Linked DNA regions of Homo sapiens: region 1 is linked to region 2. A link is an interaction called in ENCODE POLR2A ChIA-PET data of the cell type or tissue named here. Cell type or tissue: PC-9. All regions are shown on one strand. Links, peaks and the distances in the headings refer to the core of each region. The heading gives the core; the rest is flanking DNA. Region 1 overlaps PABIR2 (PABIR family member 2). Region 2 overlaps PABIR3 (PABIR family member 3).

Region 1 (5,392 bases), core at 73-5,072, 62 kb after region 2:
GTCTTCCCCCATTGCTGCATTGATAATAAAAATTAATAACATTGGTGTTTTTTTTTCTTTCCCTTCTCATATTGTTCTTTATTTTAGATAAGTGGGATAATGGATATTTCTAAGGCCCATAGTCTTTATTTCTCTAAATTTACGTAGCTTCACATTCATTTGGGAAAAGTGCTGAAGTCAGTGTCTGTCTAGCAACAGATGGCGCTTTGAGGTTGGACACCTGGTGTACTTTTTGAAGACTAAATGTACTGCCTTTAGTGCATTAACGTTCAGTGATCTAAAGAGCTAAATTTTGAAGAAGAATATGAAAACTTACCTAGGAAGAGGTTGTACGCCAGTACTGACAGCAGACTGCTGCTTTGTGATTCAGAAAATAGTAAATGTTTACTTTTTCTTTCCAGTTGCTGTCATCCTCACCTAATCGTATTCCTAGTAGCAGACTGCATCAGATCAAAAGGGTAAATTTTACTTACTAGCTCAGATTGGAAATTTTTTGGATTTTACATTTTTATTTTAAAGACGTAGATATTAAAATGAATTAGGATGCAACTCTGGTTAGTTGGAGACAGATTATAATTCTTCTGGAGCGTGTAGATAAAATATACAAGCGGCATGAATGTTCCACTCTACTGTGATTATGTCAATGAGGTAGAAAAAGTCTTTTTATTTTATTTGAAGCAGAGAACTATGTGGATAAAAATTGCAGTGTGTGGAAGAGTTAATATTTTGTCAGTGATCCTGCCTTTTTAGCATATATGTTTGTCTTTGCAGGAAGAAGGCCTGGATATGGTGAACAGAGAAACTGCACATGAAAGGTTAGTGCTTTGCAAGAGCAGGGCCTAGCCTAATAAGTGTCTTGTTTGTAAACACTGACGGCCCTTCCCTTTGTTTATTTTAGGGAAATGCAAACGGCAATGCAGATAAGCCAATCATGGGATGAGAGCTTGAGCCTGGTAAAGTTTGCTCATGTCTGTTTGGTTTTCATTTTCTAGAAACTTTTATGTTGTTCACTAGGTTCATTAATTTTTTCGCACACTTCTTTCCCCTTCTACTTCCAAATTGATACTTGTTTTTTGATCTCTGCTTTTCCAGCAGAATATTAGAGTCTATACCTTTCTCCTTGGAAAATCTGGGTGTGTTATAGTAGTAAGTAAGAGCTGTGATGTGCTGAATTTATTATGAGGAGATGACACTTTATGTTTACAGAGTGACAGTGATTTTGACAAGCCGGAGAAATTATATTCTCCTAAGAGAATTGACTTCACTCCAGTTTCTCCAGCACCTTCACCCACCAGGGGATTCGGAAAGGTAGGATAACTGACAAGATATTAAGTGTATTTCACAAACTGAGCTGTTTACTCTAAAACACACACAAATCACCCCACTTTTAAAGTATCCAATGCCTTGAAGGAAAATCAATGAAAATCTACAGCAGTAATTTGGAAAATATACATATATATATGTATATTCTTGGTCTTCTTAAAATATATATATATATAACATATATATTACATATATATAACATATTACATATATAACGTATATATTACATATATAACGTATATATAACACATATATAACATATATAACACATATATAACGTGTATATATTACACATATATAACGTGTATATATTACACATATATAACGTGTATATATTACACATATATAACGTGTATATATTACACATATATAACGTGTATATATTACACATATATAACGTGTATATATTACACATATATAACGTGTATATATTACACATATATAACGTGTATATATTACACATATATAACGTGTATATATTACACATATATAACGTGTATATATTACACATATATAACGTGTATATATTACACATATATAACGTGTATATATTACACATATATAACGTATATATTACACATATATAACGTGTATATATTACACATATATAACGTGTATATATTACACATATAACGTGTATATTACATATATATAACGTGTATATTACATATATATTACATATATATATATGTAATTTAGTTATGAGACACACAGACAGCCAAGCAATTCTAAAGATATTGTTTCTGTCATTTTGAAAAGAACCTTTTGAAAATGATTGTGGGCCTGGTATGGTGGCTTATACCTGTAATCATTCCAACTCTTTGGGAGGCCAAGGTGGGAGGATCACTTGAGCTCAGGAGGTCGAGAGCAGCCTGGGCAACATGGCGAGACCCCATCTCTACATTAAAAAAAAAAAAATAGATACAAAAAAATTAGTCGGGCATGGTGGCGCACACCTGTAGTCCTAGCTCATCAAGAAGGTGGGGCAGGAAGATGGCTTGAGCCCAAGAGTTCGAGGCTGCAGTAAGCTATGATCGCATCACTGCACTCCAGCTTGAGCAAAAGAGAGACCCTGTCTCTAAAAAAAAAAAAAAAAAAAAAAAAGAAAGAAAACTGGAGTGCTAGAACTATTTTAATATTGAATATGTTTTTTCTAGTAATGTTTTTCACCCTTCTTACAGATGTTCGTGAGCAGCAGTGGATTGCCACCAAGTCCAGTTCCCAGTCCAAGACGATTTTCAAGGTAAGCAAACTTGAATTTTAAATGTGGTTGAAGTACCATTCATTACATTTATCTCTCAGATTAGCTTTTTGTGGCTGGGCGCAGTGGCTCACACCTGTAATCCTAGCACTTTGGAAGGCCGAGGCTGGTGGATTACCTGAGGTCAAGAGTTCAAGACCAGCTTGGCCAACATGGTGAAACCTCGTCTCTACTAAAAATAGAAAAATTAGCTGGGCCTGGTGGCAGGCGCCTGTAATCCCAGTTACTCGGGAGGCTGAGGCAGGAGAATCGCTTGAACCAAGCAGGCGGAGGTTGCAGTGAGCTGAGATCGCACCATTATACTCCAGCCTGGGCAACAGAGCAAAAACTCTGTCTCAAAAAAAAAAAAAAAAAGAAGATTAACTCTTTTTCCCAATATTTCACTGTGAAATTTTCAGACATCAAAAGTGAAAGAATTTCACAGTGAACAACCATATACCCACTGCCTATAATCTACCATTAACATTTTAACCAGAGTTTTTTCTTTTCTTTTTTTTTGTATTTGAGGTGGAATCTCACTCTGTCGCCAGGCTAGAGTGCAGTAGTGTGATCTCAGCTCACTGAAACCTCTGCCTCCTGGGTTCAAGCATTTCTCTTCCCTCAGCCTCCCAAGTAGCTGGGATTACAGGCATGCGCCACCACCCTCGGCTAATTTTTGTATTTTTAGTAGAGATAGGGTTTCACCATGTTGGCCAGGATGGTCTCAATCTCTTGACCTCGTGCCCTCCTCGGCCTCCCAAAGTACTGGGATTACAGGCGTGAGCCACAGCGCCCAGCCCCAGAGTTTTTTAGGGGGAATTTAATGCTGATTTATATTTAGTGGGGAAAGACACACATACATACCCCCCACAATAATACATCCTTTTTAAGAATAAGGAAAAAATGTTAAAGTTCATAGATCAATCAAATCCAAATTACTTTATTTATTTATTTTTGCGACGGAGTTTTGCTCCTGTTGCCCAGGCTGGAGTGCAATGGTGCGATCTCAGCTCACTGCAACCTCTGCCTCCCGGGTTCAAGTGATTCTCCTGTCTCAGCCTCCTGGGTAGCTGGGATTACAGGCATGCACCACCACGCCTGGCTAATTTTTTGTGTTTTTAGTAGAGATAGAGTTTCACCATGTTGGTCAGGCTGGTCTCGAACTCCTGACCTCAGATGATCTGCTTACCTTGACCTCTCAAAATGCTGGGATCACAGGCGTGAGTCACTGCGGCCCAGCCCCAAAATACTTTTTAAATAGGGTATCTTTTTTTCTTTAAACTGTTGGGGGTATTTTGTCATATAGAATATTTTTTAAAGGACTTAAAATGCTGTATTATTCCAGGTTGCCATATGCTGGTTCAAATCATGTATTGGATTTCAGTTACTCAATTACAGAAGAATTTTCCATTTCAGTCATTGATAAGATTGTCCATTTTATTTATGTATTTGTTGGGCTGGACTGCTGTTTTATCTTGCATCGTGGATGTTCTTCACATTATCCTGTTTGTTTTTTCATCAAAGCAGGAGAAGTCAGAGTCCAGTCAAGTGCATTAGACCCAGTGTTCTTGGTCCTCTTAAAAGAAAAGGTATGTAGCAGCGTGGTGACTATAGCTAATGCTACTGTGTCACATACTTGAAATTTGCTAAGAAAGTAGATCTTAAGTGTTCTTACCACACACATACGAAAGGTAACTAGGTGAAGCAAAAGATGTGTTAAAAACTTGACCGTGGGCTGGGCATGGTGGCTCACGCCTGTAATCCCAATACTTTCGGAGGCCGAGGCAGGTGGATCGCCTCGGGTCAGGAGTTTGAGACCAGCCTGGCCAATATGACAAAATCCCATCTCTACTAAAAATACAAAAATTAGCTGGGCGTGGTGGCAGGTACCTGTAATCCCAGCTACTTGGGAGGCTGAGGCAGGAGAATCGCTTGAACTTGGGAGGCGGAGGTTGTGGTGAGCTGAGATCGTACCACTGCACTCCAGCCTGGGCAACAGAGTGACACTCCATCTCAAAAAAAAAAAAATTGACTGTGATCATCATTTCACAGTATGTACATACATCAGATCATCACATTGTATACCTTAAATATATATAAATTTATTTGTCATTTATACTTCAGTAAAGCTGGGGGGAAAAAGAAAAAGATAAGCATCACGCTTCTGGTCTTATACCTAGCCAAGCTTGAATTAAAAACTAGAACTCCTGTCTGAAATGAGCTAACAGCATTGCTCTCTTGTGTTCTAGGGAAACTCAAAAGTATTCTTCCAAATGTTTGCTGTGCTGATTCTCAATTTTGTAAATGAGTTATTTGATACATCTATATTTTCTTATACTTCATAACAGTTTTATTCATATATTCATATTATCATTATATATTCAAAAAATTGCCTCTCTGTTATCTAAATATGAAAGAGATGCATAGTTTATAAACTGCAGAAATATATGCTAATGCCGTAGCAAACATATCCATAAATGTGCTGTATACTCAAATATAAGGTAAGGTTTACCCCCTCATCAAATTATGCCTCATCAAAGCAAGAATTGCCTTATATTCAATTCTATGGAGTTTTTTATATAACAGGGTGCTCTCAGTTACCTTATTTTGAACCACAAAGCAGTAGGCTAAAATAGTTTAGTTTAGTATCAGTCAACACTAGTGTTAGATGCTTATAAAGGGCACCTGATGGCATCTCTTTAAAAAGGCAATACAGGTCTGTAATACCAGCACTTTGGGAGGCCGAGACAGGAGAATTGCTTTGAGCTCAGGAGTTTGAGACCAGCCTAGGCAACATGGCAAAACCACGTCTCTACAAAAAATACAAAA
Region 2 (5,392 bases), core at 191-5,190:
CCCGGCCTGCAAGATGATTTGATATAGCTATGTAGTAAGGCTGTTTAATGAGTTTAATGTCATTCCTTATTTTAAAACTTTAGGTTGTTGCTATCTTTATTTTGCTAAATGTACACAATGAACTAAATAGGTAAGTTCTTTTACAGCACACAATGAACAAAATAATTGTATCTTTAGAGATTAAGGTAGAACATCTAATCTCAAAAAAAACAACAACTGCATTTTTGTAATCTTTGCCTTGAAGTAAATGTTAAAATCTGCACAGTGTTTCACATTCATATGATAATCATTTCTGGACCTGAGCAAAACTGACATTCAAGCCCATAACTTCTATTTGAATGATAAAACCCTAAGGTCACCATTAAGATATTGCATAGACCTTCCACAGAAGTGTAATCATGGCTCATAAAGTTTAAAAGAAGTCTGGTGTCCCGTGCCTTGCCAGATTACATTTATGTCACTACAGAAAAACTACTCAGCTCTCTTTTTTGGTTTAACATTGAAAACATGACAAATCAAAACATATTCCTCATAAAAGAAAATTAGATCTTTCTTTGCTAAAACCAGCATTACTTGTCAAACGATATTTATAGCTGCCCAATTTCTGCAGTATTCCGATGTGAAGGCTTATTTGCTCTCGCTTATTCCTTTTTTTTTTTTTTTCCAGACAGAGTCTTACTCTGTTGTCCAGGCTGGAGTGCAGTGGTGTGATCTCGGCTCACTGCAACTTCCGCCTCCTGGATTCAGGCGATTCTCCTGCCTCAGTCTCCTGAGTAGCTGGGATTACAGGCACACACCACCACCCTTGGCTAATTTTTGTATTTTTAGTAGAGACAGGGTTTTGTCATGTTGGCCAGGCTGGTCTTGAATTCCTGACCTCAAGTCATCCGCCCGCCTCGGCCTCCCAAAGTGCTGGGATTACAGGCATGAGCCACTGTGCCCGGCCCATGCTCTTGCTTATTCCTAATGGAAGTCACTGCTGCTTCTCACCATAAAATATGACATCATATGCTTTGGAGACTCTAATCTTGATCTCACTTCACATAATCATCATTCTTTTTAGTTCCCCCCGCCCCCTGCCTCAGGACCTCTCTTTTATTTTTATGGTACCTTTCTCCCACATTTCATTTGTATTAATGGGGTCCAAATAGGACATAGTTTGTTGTTTCCCAAATGAATATGCATATTCCAAAATATATGAATAAATTTCAATTTCTGTTTATCTGTTATTGTATCTGGCCAAAAATGGCCAAATGAATTTTCAGCACATTTGTACAGGGCATGCTTTGGAGGGTGGGGTATGACTGAAAATATGGACTAGGTGGTATATACAGAATTCGCTTTGGAGTTCCCTCAGGGACACCTCAAAGGAATAAGGCAGTCGTCTTTCAGAGCAGCTGAAAACCAAGTGTGAGACAGGTCACATCTCCGAAGACACTGGGCAGAAACTACATCTTTTATGTTAAAATTGATCTATAAAAATAATTTTTCAATCATAAATTCTAAGAAAACTCGAGATACTTTTCATGTGATAACCTATTTATGTATACATGTCTCAAAAGGAGAACTATTTTAATCTGGTAAAACACTCCTCAATTTAAGCGTACTTTATTTTAAATACTCAATTGACCCTTGACTTCTAACAGCTCTTAAACTGCTGATATATTTGAATATTTTTTCAACACTAGCCCGAATTTCACAGCACAGGTAAAAGACCCCTAAGCTTAGTAACCGAAGCATCTTCATAAAACAATGTGCTTACTTTGGAAAAGAGTATTTTCCAGAATTTATCTAGCCCTTAATCTTAGAATACAAAAAGTACATGCTGAGTTAGTTATGTTGTTAGGAAGACTGCCATTAATTAATCGAAAATATACAAAGAACATTAAAGCATATTTCAGTTTCTCTCCTCTTATTCTTCTTACTCCTCTTTCTTACCTTAATAGATTTTTCACAATACACATTTTTAAGTTTAATCTCCTTTCCTATTCACCCATTTCCCCTCCCCATTGTAGTCAAAAATTGTACTAAATATACAGGCTTATGCTTGCAATCTCAGCACTTTGGGAGGCCGAGGTGGGTGGATCACCTGAGGTCAGGAGTTCGAGAACAGCCTGGCCAACATGGTGAAACTCTGTCTCTACTAAAAATACAAAAAAATTAGCTGGGCATGGTGGCAGGCACCTGTAATCCCAGCTACTGGTGAGGCTGAGGCAGGAGAATCGCTTGAACCCGGGAGGAAGAGGTTGCAGTGAGCCAAGATTGTGCCACTGCACTCCAGCCTGGGTGACAGAGCAAGACTCTGTCTCAAGAAAAAAAAAAAAAAAAAAGGAAGAAGAGCATAATTTAGTGAGGTACCATTGAGAAGTGGGATCCAGGATTGCAGGAGTTTTTAAAAAAGACATCTTTCCACTGCCCTTTTATTCTTTCCACTGCCCTTTTATTACTGAGTAGGTGGGTCACTTTCCATATATTTAACCAAAAATAACTCCCATAAAGAAACTAAACACCAAAGAACATACACCTTCATATATATTTTTAGTGTTGTAAGTGGATCTAATTTGTGTCAACTTATTCATATGATAGCAATGTGTGTGTGTGGCAGTGAGGCAGGGGTTGACATTCAGCAAAATACTTGATGACTGACTCACTCTGTTCATTCATTCATTTATTCTCTACATTGTTTTAGAAAGTAATGAAGATAGCTACCTTGGTGAATTATATTGAAAATCCTAATAGCCAACTAAATTGGAATTAAATTTCTCAATTCACATTTATATAGCATTTTAGAGTTTTCAAAATGTCCTTATACATATTTCTAGTTGCATAAAATGAAAGGCCTCTAATAGCTTATTAAATATATTTTAAATAAATAAAGCCTTTAAAAATACATTTTTGTATAACATTTGATTTTAGATATTTTATAAAATAACTTAAAGTTATATTTACTTCTACTGTTAGATAAAAGTACCTTTTCTTTTTAATGGTCCAAGGATACTTGGTCTAATAATGTTGGTAGGATTTTGACTTCTTCTAAAATAAAATCATCATGATCATTATAAGAAATTTTTTTTAACAAAATCAACAATGACTATTTCATTATAACAGATCTAAGGACATACACAAAAACGGGACTCTGTGTAGGATATTACATCATTTTACTGCTTTTCTTTGTTTTTATTTTTACTTTTTTTCTGAGATGCAGTTTGGCTCTTGTCACCGAGGCTGGAGTGCAGTGGCGTGATTTAAGCTCACTGCAGCCTCCGCCTCCTGGGTTCAAGTGATTCTCCTGCCTCAGCCTCCCAAGTAGCTGGGATTACAGGCATGCACCACCACACTCGGCTAATTTTGTATTTTTTTAGTAGACACAGGGTTTCACCATGTTGGCCAGGCTGGTCTCGAACTCCTGACCTTAGGTGATCTGCCTGCCTTGGCCTCCAAAAGTGTTGGGATTACAGGTGTGAGCCACCATGCTCGGCCATTTTACTGCTTTTCTTTACATATGGGTAAAAACTGGAATGCCTTAGGAGCAAACTATCTTCTAATTCTCAAGGATTCAGGATTTTGAATCCTAGAGTCTACAAAAACCTACATTCCTGGCTGGGACTTGCCTTGAATGAAGGTGAGAATCACGGATGAAGTTGTTTAAAGTTCTAGAGATAGCTCTGATCCTTATTAACAAACTTGGTTAGAGAAAGATTATGTATTAGCAGGGTGAAGGAATTACTAAATTCTTCTTATGTTCTTAGTCACCTGACTTTTTCAATATACAAAATGATAAACTGAAACAGTGACTTTTTTTTTTTTTTGAGATGGAGTTTTGCTCTTGTTGCCCAGGCTGGAGGGCAATGGCACGATCTCAGCTCACCACAACCTCCACCTCCTGGGTTCAAACGATTCTCCTGCCTCAGCCTCCTGAGTAGCTGGGATTACAGACATGCACCACCATGCCCGGCTATTTTTGTATTTTTAGTAGAGACGGGGTTTCTCCATGTTGCTCAGGCTGGTCTTGAACTTCCTACCTCAGGTGATCCACCCGCCTCGGCCTCCCAAAGTGCTGGGATTACAGGCAGGAGCCACCGTGCCCAGCCGAAACAATGACATTTTAATTTCCCTAAAAAGAAGTCACTTCTTTGGTTGGCACAAAACTTGGAGCTATAATTTCTTTTAGGTTTCTATAATTCTTATTTTATAAGCAATTTGGTATTTTCATATAACATAAACTTACATGATGTATTGTTGCATAGGACTGGGAATAGGACTTGAAGGCGAACCAGTGCAACTCACACAAGTTTGTAATGATGGAGAGAAACACTGCTAAAATCAAATTGGAACAGAGGTTTTAAAACCGCCACTTTTCTCGGAAAGCAGATCATTGGTTTCCTAGGGAGGGGCAGGGATGGTAGGGAGGGAGACTGGGGTACAAAAGATCATTAGGAAATTGTTTTGAGTGTGGGAACTGTTCAATATCTTGATTATGGTTGTGGCTACAGGATTGTACACAATTACCAAAATTAATCTAACCCTATGCTTTAAAGTTGGTGAATTTTATTACATGTAAGTAATACTTGAAGAAATGAAAAAGAAGGGAAAAATGTTAGTTAGAATCAGATGTACTGTGACAAAATATATCCCCCAAAATATTTGTTTTGGTGACCATTAATGTTCCTAAATATTTCCTAACTATTTCAAGAGACATAGACTTTTAGGTACTCCTTTCTTACCTTCCCAGTCTTCTTGATGGAAGAAGCCATTGAGGATACTGGAGTTAAATCAATGCACTTTAGAGAGGATGATTTCTGTAAGCCATTGTCATTCTGTGTAAGCAGAAAGCAGTGTACAATTGTAGCACCAATTGCTTATTAATCAAATACTTGAGATACCTGTTGCACAGGGAAGTGAGTCCTTACTACTGAGTCACTGGCTGCACCATGGTGAAGAGCTCTCGCCATCCTAAAGCAATCAGGGAACCCAAAATTCACTTCAATAAGCAAAGGCACCCTTTTCCCTTTTGGGGATGAGGGCTATATGGTGATTGAGGGGCTTCCCAGCATGCCAGAAAGTCCTAGAATGTGAGTACTCAACACTATAAACACAAATCCTAAATTTAAGCTCTTCTCTTTGGCTTTGACCTGTGCTTTGTTATTGAAAACTATAATACTACATCCAGGAAAGGACCAAAAAGGTTTTGGCTAGAACTTAGAAGCAAATGAGACAGCAGGAATAACTACATTTATGGAAATTGTCTCTAGATTTTACATAGACAAAATCAGTACTTCATAATTCAGGATTTTAAAATCTGCCCTTTTCTTTCTAAAACAAGCCAAGTGTGTATTACATGTGCCCTTCCTCTTCCTAACACACTTACGATTCTCTTACTCATCCATGCCAA

The links. ChIA-PET counts read pairs that join two places held together with the same protein. Peaks named below come from ENCODE experiments on the same cell type or tissue, not always from the same donor. Only the 100,000 strongest peaks of a DNase experiment are listed, where the experiment ranks them.
Region 1: POLR2A ChIA-PET joins it to region 2 with 19 read pairs; 3 of 35 experiments call an interaction of 5 or more read pairs at or near these places.

What each region holds. Positions count from the first base shown.
Region 1 is chrX:134,784,646-134,790,037 of GRCh38, reverse strand. It overlaps PABIR2 (PABIR family member 2), which reads left to right. Exons shown (of 10, transcript NM_001387468.1): 3 at 402-458; 4 at 772-815; 5 at 899-953; 6 at 1,207-1,308; 7 at 2,505-2,566; 8 at 4,088-4,152. Among named protein-coding and RNA genes, the nearest start is that of PABIR2, 9.9 kb to the left of the region's middle. In PC-9, for the core only: no CTCF peak of the experiment used is centred there; no DNase peak of the experiment used is centred there.
Region 2 is chrX:134,846,808-134,852,199 of GRCh38, reverse strand. PABIR3 (PABIR family member 3) reads right to left here. Exons shown (of 11, transcript NM_001388447.1): 7 at 4,725-4,817; 8 at 4,229-4,317; 9 at 2,972-3,033. Among named protein-coding and RNA genes, the nearest start is that of PABIR3, 42 kb to the right of the region's middle. In PC-9, for the core only: no CTCF peak of the experiment used is centred there; a DNase peak (open chromatin) is centred at 2,619; H3K27ac peaks cover 446 bases.